2 separate regions of the Homo sapiens genome follow, and region 1 is linked to region 2. A link is a contact called in ENCODE Hi-C or POLR2A ChIA-PET data. All regions are on one chromosome and are shown on one strand. The core of a region is the stretch at or near the end of the contact, and the rest is flanking DNA. Distances in the headings are between cores, read along the strand shown. Region 1 holds the start of LINC00674 (long intergenic non-protein coding RNA 674). Region 2 holds the start of PSMD12 (proteasome 26S subunit, non-ATPase 12).

The links. Hi-C counts contacts between places; a loop is a spot of excess contacts on that map. ChIA-PET counts read pairs that join two places held with the same protein, here RNA polymerase II (POLR2A). Pooled maps may share reads with other maps.
Region 1: a map of psoas muscle shows a loop between it and region 2 (4-fold over the local background). The contact joins the promoter of LINC00674 here to the promoter of PSMD12 in region 2. A Hi-C loop is called at or near these places in 1 of 168 maps with a recorded cell type or tissue (psoas muscle) and 10 of 50 pooled maps. POLR2A ChIA-PET finds 5 or more read pairs at or near these places in 1 of 52 experiments (HepG2).

The regions. Positions count from the first base shown.
Region 1 is chr17:68,099,119-68,104,445 of GRCh38, forward strand. LINC00674 (long intergenic non-protein coding RNA 674) reads left to right here and starts at 2,437. Exons shown (of 6, transcript NR_027418.1): 1 at 2,437-2,841; 2 at 3,825-3,940. LOC124904048 (a long non-coding RNA gene) reads right to left here and starts at 2,378. Exons shown (of 2, transcript XR_007065885.1): 1 at 1,434-2,378. RefSeq lists enhancers at 1,778-2,557, 2,558-3,336 and silencers at 2,302-2,441, 2,492-2,551, 2,712-2,871.
Region 2 is chr17:67,365,263-67,370,827 of GRCh38, forward strand. PSMD12 (proteasome 26S subunit, non-ATPase 12) reads right to left here and starts at 1,315. Exons shown (of 11, transcript NM_002816.5): 1 at 1,150-1,315. The coding sequence starts at 1,257. RefSeq lists enhancers at 1,131-1,190, 1,211-1,520.

The sequences.
Region 1 (5,327 bases), core at 1,187-3,686, 730 kb after region 2:
TGGCAGTCCTCACAGCCCTCGCTTGCTCTCGGCGCCTCCTCTCCCTGGGCTCCCACTTTGGCGGCACTTGAGGAGCCCTTCAGCCCACCACTGCACTGTGGGAGCCCCTTTCTGGGCTGGCCAAGGCCGGAGCCCACTCCCTCAGCTTGCAGGGAGGTGTGGAGGGAGAGGCGTGAGCTGGAACTGGGGCTGCGTGCAGCGCTTGCGGGCCAGCTGGAGTTCCGGGTGGGCCAGGGCTTGGCGGCCCCGCACTCGGAGCAGCCGGCCGGCCCTGCCGGCCCCGGGCAATGAGGGACTTAGCACCCGGGCCAGCGGCTGCGGAAGGTGTACTAGGTCCCCCAGCAGTGCCAGCCCACCGGCGCTGCGCTCAATTTCTCGCCGAGCCGTAGCTGCCTTCCCGCCGGGCAGCCCTCGGGACTGCAGCCCGCCATGCCTGAGCCTTCCCCCGCCTCTGTGGGTTCCTGTGCAGCCCGAGCCTCCCCGACAAGCCCTGCCCCCTGCTCACGGCGCCCAGGCCCATCGACCACCCAAGGGCTGAGGAGTGCGAGCACATGGCACAGGACTGGCAGGCAGCTCCACCTGCAGCCCCGGTGGGGGATCCACTGGATGAAGCCAGCTGGGCTTCTGAGTCTGGTGGGGTCTTGGAAAACCTTTATGTCTAGCTCAGGGTTTGTGAGTGCACCAGTGGACACTCTATCTAGCTACTCTGGTGGGGCCTTGGAGAACCTTTATGTCTAGCTCAGGGATTGTAAATACACCAATCAGCACTCTGTATCTAGCTCAAGGTTTGTAAACACACCAATCAGCACCCTGTGTTTAGCTCAGGATTTGTGAATGCACCAATCAACACTCTGTATCTAGCTCAGGATTTGTGAATGCACCAATCGACACTCTGTATCTAGCTGCTCTGGTGGGGCCTTGGGGAACCTTTGTGTCCATACTCTGTATCTAACTAATCTGATGGTGACGTGGAGAACCTTTGTATCTAGCTCAGGGATTGTAAACACACCAATCAGCGCCCTGTCCAAACAGACCACTTGGCTCTACCAATCAGCAGGATGAGGGTGGGGCCAGATAAGAGAATAAAAGCAGGCTGCCAGAGCCTGCAGTGGTAACTCGTTCGCGTCTCTTTACACAGTGTGAAGTTTCAGTTTTTTGCTGTTTGGGTCCACACTGTTTTTATGAGCTGTAACACTCACCACGTAAGTCTCCAGTTTCTATCCTAAAGGCAGTAAGACAACAAGCTCACCGGGAAGGATGAACAGCGCCGGACACGTCGCCTTAAGAGCTATAACACTCACCACCAAGGCCTGCAGTTTCACTCCCGAGCTAGTGAGACCAAGAACCCACCTAAAGGAAAAAACTCCGAACACATCTTAAGGTCAAGAAGGAACGAACTCCTGACACGCCACCTTAAAAGCTGTAACACTCACCACCAGGGTCTGTGGCTTCATTCTTGAAGTCAGTGAGACCAAGAGCCCACCAATTCTGGACACAATAGGGCTGAGTGCGGTGGCTCAGGTCTGTAATCCCAGCACTTCGGGAGGCCAAGGCAGGCAGATCATTTGAGGTCAGGAGTTCGTGACCAACCTGGGCAACATAGAGAAACCTAAATGTCCCTCCTAAACGTGTCTTTACCAAAAATAAAAGAATTAGTGGGGTGTAGTGGTGCATACTGTGATCTCAGCTACTGCAGAGGCTCAGGTGGGAGGATCATCTGAGCCTGGGAAGTTGGGACTGCAGTGAGTCTGGGTGACAGGGAGACCCTGTCTTAAAAAAAAAAATTTTAGCAGTATAGTTACAAGGTCAAAGGATATGGTACATCTTTAGAAAGTTGTTATCTTTCTGCTCCTGAGATAAATACAGTAGTGTATGAACAACTCTTCATACGTTACTCCAAGGTTTATCTTGTTAATTCTTTAAGACGTATCATCTCCCTATCCTTGGCTGCACCTGAAAAGAGCGGGACTCTGCAGGTAACCCGATTTTCTCCACCAGGTGAGTCCCGGATGGAGGCGTCAACTACAAGACCAGGAACAGCACTCCTGGGGCTTTGCTGGAACCATCGGCGTGGGAATGCTGTCTCTTCCCTCGCCAGAAATACGACAAGTTCCCGGCGGGTAGCAGACTTGGTTCTAATTTTCCTCGCCCCAGCCTCTTGGAGCGCCCTGCATGCTGTGGGCGTCTAATAAATGCAGTCGGCCCTGCTTGGTCTAAAACTCTCCCTTGAGTGGACCGGACACTAAACCCCTCCAGGGGTCACAGCTGCCGCTCCCGCCGCCACTTTGCTCCTTGCCTGCTCCCTTCCCGCGTTCCGCCTGGGACCCTCGGCGGCAGCTCACACCTTCCCTCAGTGCCGGTGCCCGCTCCGGGCATCTGGCGCGCGCCCGCCGGCCCCGCCCCGCTGACCCCACCGGCCCCGCCTCCCATCTCCCCCTCGCCCCCCCGGAGCCGACAAATGGCCGCGGCGGCCTCAGGTCCGGCGTCACTCAGACAAGGGGGCGGGTGGAGGAGGAAGCGGCCAAGTCCACAGTCCTGCTCCCGTGCCGCCGAGCACCGCCCACCTCAGCTGACCAGCCCTGTCCGCTACTAGGCCTCGCCTAGAGGAGGGAAAGGCCGTGGCGTCCGCTCCCTCCGCGGCTCATGGCGACGACGCTTGGCACATCCGGGACCCTCAGGCCGCTGCAGTCGCGTCGCCGGCTGCTCGGGCCCCAGCCCCGGCCGCTGTGGTGACTCCGCCGCGCCTCGCCGTCGCCCCCGTCCCGCCCGCCGCCCCAGCCGCCAGGGACATGTCTAACCTCGGAGGCCGTAGGAACGGGCCTGTCGAAGTGCGCCTGACAGGTGAAGGGGGCGCGGCGGGCCGGGCTGGGCAGCCGCGAGGTGGGCGAGCTGGCAGGGGTGCTTGTGGCCTTGGGAAGGGCCAGGGTCGCGATCAGTGGTGAGTTGGGGGTCGGAGGTGTGGGAAGGCCTAGTTCAGAGAGAGCAATTGGAAAACCACTTGTTCCGGTTTGGACATTGTTTAAAAAGCCGAGGATGACTCGGGGCGGGGGGGTGGTGTTTTGTGGAGGGGAGGGTACACCAGTTCGCATCGCAGGCGGATTTCAGGTCGGAAAGTCTTGGTCAAGGAGCCCGACGCTGCCTCCCGGGGCTCGGGGAACAGCCCCTGGGCTACCGCCCAGGTGAGATCGTGAAGGGGATGAAGAGCTCCCGTGGCGAGGATTATTGAATTCGGTTGCTGACTGCGCGCAGTAAACACTCCTTAAAGATGGAGCGCTTAACGGGAGGGTGTGCGTCTGTGTTCCCGGGTTGTTACCTTGCACACACCCACTTATGCCCGCGTGAAAAACCTTTACTCCCCGCCGCCGGCCACCGCTGCCAGGGTCACACACCTTAAACTCACGTCTCTCTGAGGAGGGGAGACAGGTTGACTTCCGGTGTGCCTGTCTGATCCGACGGCTTGGGCTCATTGTACACTGTGTTTTGGAAGTGTCTGATTGTAGGGTGGCATGTTTGGGGGTTGTTCCTTATAGGCCGCAGAACTTGTGTCTCACTTCTAGCTCCAGACCTGCTTTAAAAACACACTTTTTTTTTTGGTGGGGGGGCGGAGAGGGTACAATTCTAAGTATGTCCTCATACAAATTTTCGAACAAACTTTCTGTTACTCTCCCCACCCTCCCCCTTCCTTTTTCGAAATGGAAAAGAGTGTCCAGAGGGGTTGCTAGATAGAAGACTACACTTACAAAGTGTTTATGATTCCAGGTGCATGAAATCTTTAACATTACAGGTACGTTTTGCTTACAGTGCCATTTTTGGTATTCTTACAGGGACATGCCACCCCCGTTTTAGGAGAACTTGTATTTGGTTTGAGAAGGAATTGGAATCACGGCGTTATCCTACCTTCACCATTTACCCCTGATAAATTGTCCACGTTTATATTTGGGTGAGTGGTGAGAAAGATAATTTTCCGTAGAGGATTTGTGTGTGCGTGCACATGTACTAATAAACTGTAATTATATTTGCCCACACTAGACTTTGAGATTTATTTGGACTAATTTTGCAGTTGAATGCTTGTGTGTCACATCCCAGTCCACTGGCTAAACTTGCTGGATGAAAACTTGCAGTGAATTTGGTATTTGAGAATTTAGCTTGAATGTGTATGTTGGCTGCAATTTAGATAATGTATTACCTTCATGACAGTTTTCCTTTCCCTAGGGAAAATTGCCAGGAATCATTAACTGAGTGGTTCTTAATGGAAAACCTGGATTGGAGGATACTTATATTCCCCCCCACCCCCCATTCAGTGTCCTTATATTGGGAGGAGTCAGTGGAAACCTTTGTAGGGGATCTTTGTTGCTTTGGAGTTTATCTGTTGCTGTTACTATCTGGAGTCAGTGATTGTGGAAAGAACATGTGATCCCAGGTGTGCAGAAAGCATCAGAAATAGGCTGTTTCCATTTACTTTCCTCTGGGCTATATAGAGAAAATGAGGAAAAAGTAGGGATTTTGATTTTCTGCAGATAAAATGAGTTGAAGTTTTTAGTATGACTCAATAGATCTTAAAGTGTTTATCTGCAGTTTCTGTACTGCCTAAGATACATTATAAAAATCTGTATGTAAAGTTTGTTAAGAGGAAAGATTATGCTTATCTTTTAGGGGAAGAGGGAATATTGAGCTACATTTATAGAGTGATTTTGTTTCAGGTTTTTCTGAGGAATTTTAAATACCCTGTGTCCTCTTAATAGTAAAAACAGTTTGAGGTACTCTAAGTTTCTTACAACTATTTGTCTCTGAATAGTTTTCTCTTAAAATTTGACAAATATTAAAAACATTGTCCTTCCTTCTTTGGTTACAGTGGAGTCTCTTCTGTTTTGCCAGGAAAGTTAACATATTGTTTTTTTCATTTTTGTTCATCATTTACAAATTAGATGGTATAGATTTTAGCAAATAGATCTCAAGAACTGGATTCAATTAGCAGCTTTTAAGGACATAAACATTAAAGGGTTAGATGGAAAAGATTGTTTTGACTGACTGGATAAATGACAGGGCTGTGTTTGATGTGTGTCCAGGAATTGGTCTGGAGCTGGTGCCCAACTTCTCAGTCCATCTTGAGAAGCCAAATAAAATACTTAACCTAGGCCTCATTTTGTTCAAAAAAAAAAAAAAAAAAAGTTGATTCTTTGTGAAGACCTTAAGAAATGTTTGGCATACCTTTAGACTAAGTGACAGTTCATTTAGATCTGGGTTCCCTAATAGAGGAAAAAAAATCACTTAAAAAAAGACAGATCCCACAGCGAATTTATATTTGGTTTACAATACACTTGGGCTAT
Region 2 (5,565 bases), core at 65-2,564:
GCTCCAGAATCTAGAATCGGTCTGCCTGGGTTTGCTTCTTGGCTTCACCACTTTACTAGCTGTATGATCTTGGGGCATGTGATTCAACTTTTTCTAGCCCAAGTTTTCTTACCTGTAAAATAAGGATAATAGTAATAGCCATCGCATAGGGCTGAGGTGAGGATCAAATGGCTTAGTGCATGTAAGCACGGTGCCTGACACTGCAGAAACTACTCAACAAATATCAGTTATTGTTATCTGTCTGGCATTGGAGGCGGCTGAGTTTTCCCACCCTTATGTAACTGATGTTTGTTGATGCTAGCTGCTAGAAAGCTCTTAATGAATTTGTGGCTCCCCCTCAGCAAGCATACTGAACCTAAGATATACATACGTACCAACTTTATCACCTTTCTCCATCCTTGTTTCTTGGAAAGCCCGTTAAACTCTTATAGTGCCTACTTGTCTTTACTTCTGTAGTTCCGTCTTCAGTAATGACTCCACCCCACCTCAATCTTACTAATTCCTCAAGACCCAATACAAACGTCAGCCTTCCTGTAAAACCTTCCCTTATGGCACCATTAAGAATGCATAGCTTCCTTCTCGGTGTTCCAGTAACACTTTCCCCTTGTATGGCCCTCACCACCATGCATGACTTGACTAATTCATCACGTACATCAACTCCTAAAGGACAGGGTCCTGTGTTAGTCATCTTCGTACTATCACTTTCCTGCCCCTTCTCCTGGCCAAAGACCAGGCACATAGCCATGATCCACAAACGATGTAACGACATAAATTGATTGAGCAACAGCAACAGAACGAAACTCTCTGATCTAGCCTTAATACTGAAGCGGCCTTAACCCCTGGGAAACTACTAAGGTAAATATCACTTAAACAGCATCCAAGAAACGGCAAAAAGTTAAACGGAGCCCTAAGTCCCACGGAGGGAAGTGACCATCTGTTTTGGGGAGGGTCTGGGAAGCTATAGGCGCTGGCGTACTCCGCAGCCCTGGCCGGGCCGACCTGGGGTCTCCCACTCGTGCAGGCCCAACTAGGGCTGGACAGGCATTGGGGGGTGCACGCTCCAGCCCGCAGGCCCCCTGAGGCCTAAGCAGGCTCCGCGCCGTGACTCAGCCCCTGGCGCCCGCCAACAGCCAGCCGGCCTCTCCTCACCTTGGCTAGCTTCGCACACTCGGGTAGGCGCTGATCCACCGTGGCGCTGTAGTCCACCTCCATCTTGACGATGCGCCCGTCAGCCCGCTCCGAGCCGCCGTCCGCCATGGTCCCCGCCTGAGCGTCCCTTGCTGTCCCCCTGCTTCGGCCACCACTCGTCACCCACACCGGAAGTTGCCCGCGCACCCGCTCAGGCAGCCCATCGGGAGCCCACGCAAAGGACCCCTCGAGGTCCCCGGCGCTGGTTGCCACTCAGGCACTGCCGCGGACAGCCTGGGGGTGGGGCTTGAGGCGCGCGGGGCGGGACTCGCCACTCCAGCCTGCAGCGTCAGGTTTTGTCTCTGGGAACATCAGACTTTTTACCTAAAATTTGCGATGAGAAAAGCGAGTGTAATAGAACAGACCATCTCATATATCCCTACACCCCTGCTTCGAAATATGATTTCTCAGGACCGTGGCCAGTCGCTTTTCTTGGATCTCGGTTTTCTCATCTCTACATCAGGAGGCTAAAATAAACCTTAAAATAGAAAATTCTAAGGTTTTATCTACTTGAGAATCTTGGTGGCTTACTCTGTGGGATCTCTGAAAGCTCCTAAGAGAAGATATGGCAGCAGCTCAGTCATTTAATAAGCAAAGTGGTTTTTCTCTTTGTTTTCATTTTCACTGTAATCCACTAAGTTGGTAAAAAGAAAAGTTAAAAAGACATATTTGTTATCCCTATAGGATTTTCGTGAGCATCAAACTAGATGACATGTGAGACAATTTCAATTCTTAAGGGCCTTACACGTTTTATGTGTTATCATTCATACCATGCTGGTCCCTAGAAAATAGCTTGAGATCTTAAAAAAGCTTAGGATCCTTGAAAATGGGAATGAGGCCGGGCGCGGTGGCTCACGCCTGTAATCCCAGCCCTTTGGGAGGCTGAGGCGGGCGGATCATGAGGTCAGGAGATCGAGACCATCGTGGCTAACACGGTGAAACCCCGTCTCTACTAAAAATACAAAAAATTAGCCGGGCGTGGTGGCGGGCACCTGTAGTCCCAACTACTCGGGAGGCTGAGGCAGGAGAATGGCGTGAACCCAGGAGGCGAAGCTTGCAGTGAGCCGGCGAGATTGCGCCACTGCACTCCAGCCTGGGCGACAGAGCAAGACTCCGTCTCAAAAAAAAAAAAAAAAAAGAAAAAGAAAAGTAAAGAAAATGGGAATGAGGTTGTGTTTGGTGTGGGCATATGGTCAACAGCAGCCTGGAAAGCAAACAGGAAAACGGGAAATCTTGGAGTGGTTTATCTATTATGTTAGTGGTTCTCAATTTAATTAGTGCCGACATCGCTTTATAGATGCTGAATAGATCTCTTTGTTTGTTTTAACTGCAATGAAAATCAGGGAAAATATAAACCATCTACAAGCAAAATAAGACAATATCTCAGCTATAATCTGTAATGTAGAGGAGAAACAAATTTTACCTTTTTTTTATTTTTGTAGAGATAGCAGCTATACTACGTAGCCCAGGCTGGTCTCAAACACCTGGCCTCAAGCAGTCCTCTCACCTTGGCCTCCTAAAGTGCTGAGATTACAGGTGTGAGCCACTGTGCCCAACCAAGAAACAAATTTTAAAATAGCAAAATAATATATATTTCAAGAGATAAGGGCTAAAACATGTCTACAGTGGAAAATACAAGGAAGTAGTTATTTACACCCATACACAATAACTATAAATGTAAAAGCTGCAACTGCAACAGGTGTGTTCTCTTGGTTCCTGAAGCATGGTAAGGGCCTATTGTTGGTGACATTTTCCAAAATGGTGAGCAACAAGCCACTTCTTGGTAAAGCTCTTATTGTTTTTTTTTTATTTTATAGTCCATCAGATGGGTCTTATGGCTCATGCCTATAATCCCAGCACTTCGGGATGCTGAGGTGGGTGGATCACTTGAGGCCAGTAGTTCAAGACCAGCCTGACCAACATGGCGAAACCCCGTCTGTACTAAAAATGCAAAAATTAGCCAGTCGTCATGGCACGCACCTGTAATCCCAGCTTCTCGGGAGGCTGAGGCAGGAGAATTGCTTGAACCCGGGAGGTGGAGGTTGCAGTAAGCCAAGATTGCGCCACTGCACTCCAACCTGGGTGACAGACGAGACCCTGTCTCAAAATAAATAAATAAATAAACAAAGAAACTTTATAATCCATGACACGCTGAAATAAAGTTCTGACTATATCAACATATAATCTTCCATTGTTTTTCTCATGGAAGAATTCTTAGAAATTTTAGTTGATGTTAAAAGTGAAAGAAAAGTAGCTTGTCGTAAGTAAAATTGACTTAGAGTCTAGGCCTCAGACACAGAAGAAAGTGTCTGGTAGGACATTCAAAAGTCTGATGGAATGTGGGACAATATTTTATTGTGTGGGCTTGTTGCCTGGCAGGCTGTTTAGCATTGCAATTACATGCTGGTGTCTCCCTCTTCCCTCTGTGATTGTCACAACCCAAATTCCCCTGCAGGCTTCTAAAACACACTCTAGAGGCTGGTACTGTTGAGACACACTAGGCTAAGATGCCTTTTCACTACATATTCTGTGTGACATTGGTTTGATGAGAGTAGACAACAGGATCTGGAAGTGTAAATTTGTTTTTTGTTAAAAAAAATCTTTTTGGAGACATAGTCTTGTTCTGTTGCCCAAGCTGGAGTGCAGTGGCAAGATCAGGGCTCACTGCAGCCCTGACGGCCTAAGCTCAGGTGATTCTTCTGCCTCAGCCTCCCAAGTAGCTGAGACTACTCAGCTATTGGTTTTTGTTTGTTTGTTTGTTTTTTGAGACGGAGTCACGCTCTGCCACCCAGGCTGGAGTACAGTGGTGTGATCTCGGCTCACTGCAACATTTGCCTCCTGGGTTCAAGTGATTCCCCTGCCTCAGCCTCCTAAGTAGCTGGGACTACAGGCGTGCACCACCACACCTAATCAATTTTTGTATTTTTAGTAGAGACTGGGTTTCACCATGTTGGCCAGGCTGGTCTCAAACTCCTGACCTCAAGTGATCCGCCTGCCTTGGCCTTCCAAAGTGCTGGGATTACAGGTCTGAGCCACTGTGCCCGGCCCTCAGCTATTGTTTTATTATTTATGTATTTATTTATTTATTTTTGGCAGAGATGGGGGAGGTCTCACTGTGTTGCCCAGGCGAGTCTTGAACTCCTGGCCTCAAGCGAGCCTCCTGCCTCTTCGAAAGTGCTGGGATTACAGGCATGAGCCACAGCGCCCAGCTGAAGGTCTAAATTTAGAGTGAAGAGTTTGAGAAGACAAAAAGTAACAAAGGTGTGATGGAGTAGACAGATTTATGATTTCCTGAACTCAAAAATAAAGGGAAGGGTCTAAGAAGGGGCAAATAGGAGGGGGAGAAAAGTAGTTGACTCCCAAACCAAACTGAAGCCCTTCCTTGCTGAGCTTAGAGGTAAAAGAAAATGAAAGCAAGTTGAGATCCTAAGAAAACAAGAGATTAAAGTTAAATAAATAAAGAGGAACTCAGAAGTCTGAGCAATAGTCAGAAAAAAATAGGTGAGAGTACTGTATTACAGACAGATACTTTATATGAATTCTTTATTTGGGTGAGTCTGAGATTAAATCTGTGGCTTTGCAAGAAAGAAGTTGATTTCAGAAGAGAAAAATTGGCAGTGTAGGAATATCTAAAAGGCAAGGGAGAAATGCTGATTGCGAAGAGGAGTTTATTCAGAAAGAACAGTAATATTATGATACTCATTATTAGAAATAATGTGCCCCTATATTAATTACTATGTTGGGTACTTTTTTTTATTTTTTTATTTTTTTGAGACAGTCTCGCTCTGTCGCTAATGCTGGAGTGCAGTGGCTTACTCGGCTCACTGCAAGCTCCGCCTCCCGGGTTCACACCATTCTCCTGCCTCAGCCTCCCGAGTAGCTCGGACTACAGGTGCCCCCCACCAGGCCCGGCTAATTTTTTTTTGGATTTTTAGTAAAGACAGGGTTTCACTGTGTTAGCCAGGATGGTCTCGATCTCCTGACCTCATGATCCGCCCGCCTCGGCCTCCCAAAGTGCTGGGATTACAGGCGTGAGCCACCGTGCCCTGCCTGGTATTTTTTTTATAGTTGGCATTCCTGGTACATCCATCTTATTAGTCGTGCACATAATTGTCCTAAAGATCCTGCCTTTGGGAAGTGAACATTCTTTTTCTTTTTTGAAAGAGTCTTGCTCTGTCGCCCAGACTGGAGTGCAGTGGCATGACCTCAGCTCACTGTAGCCACCACCTCCTGGGTTCAAGTGATTCTCCAGCCTCAGCCTCCCAAGTAGCTGGGACTATAGGTGTGTACCACCATGCTGGCTAATTTTTGTATTTTTTCAGTAGAGATGGGTTTCGCCATATTGGCCAGGCTGGTCTCAAACTCTTGACCTTAGGT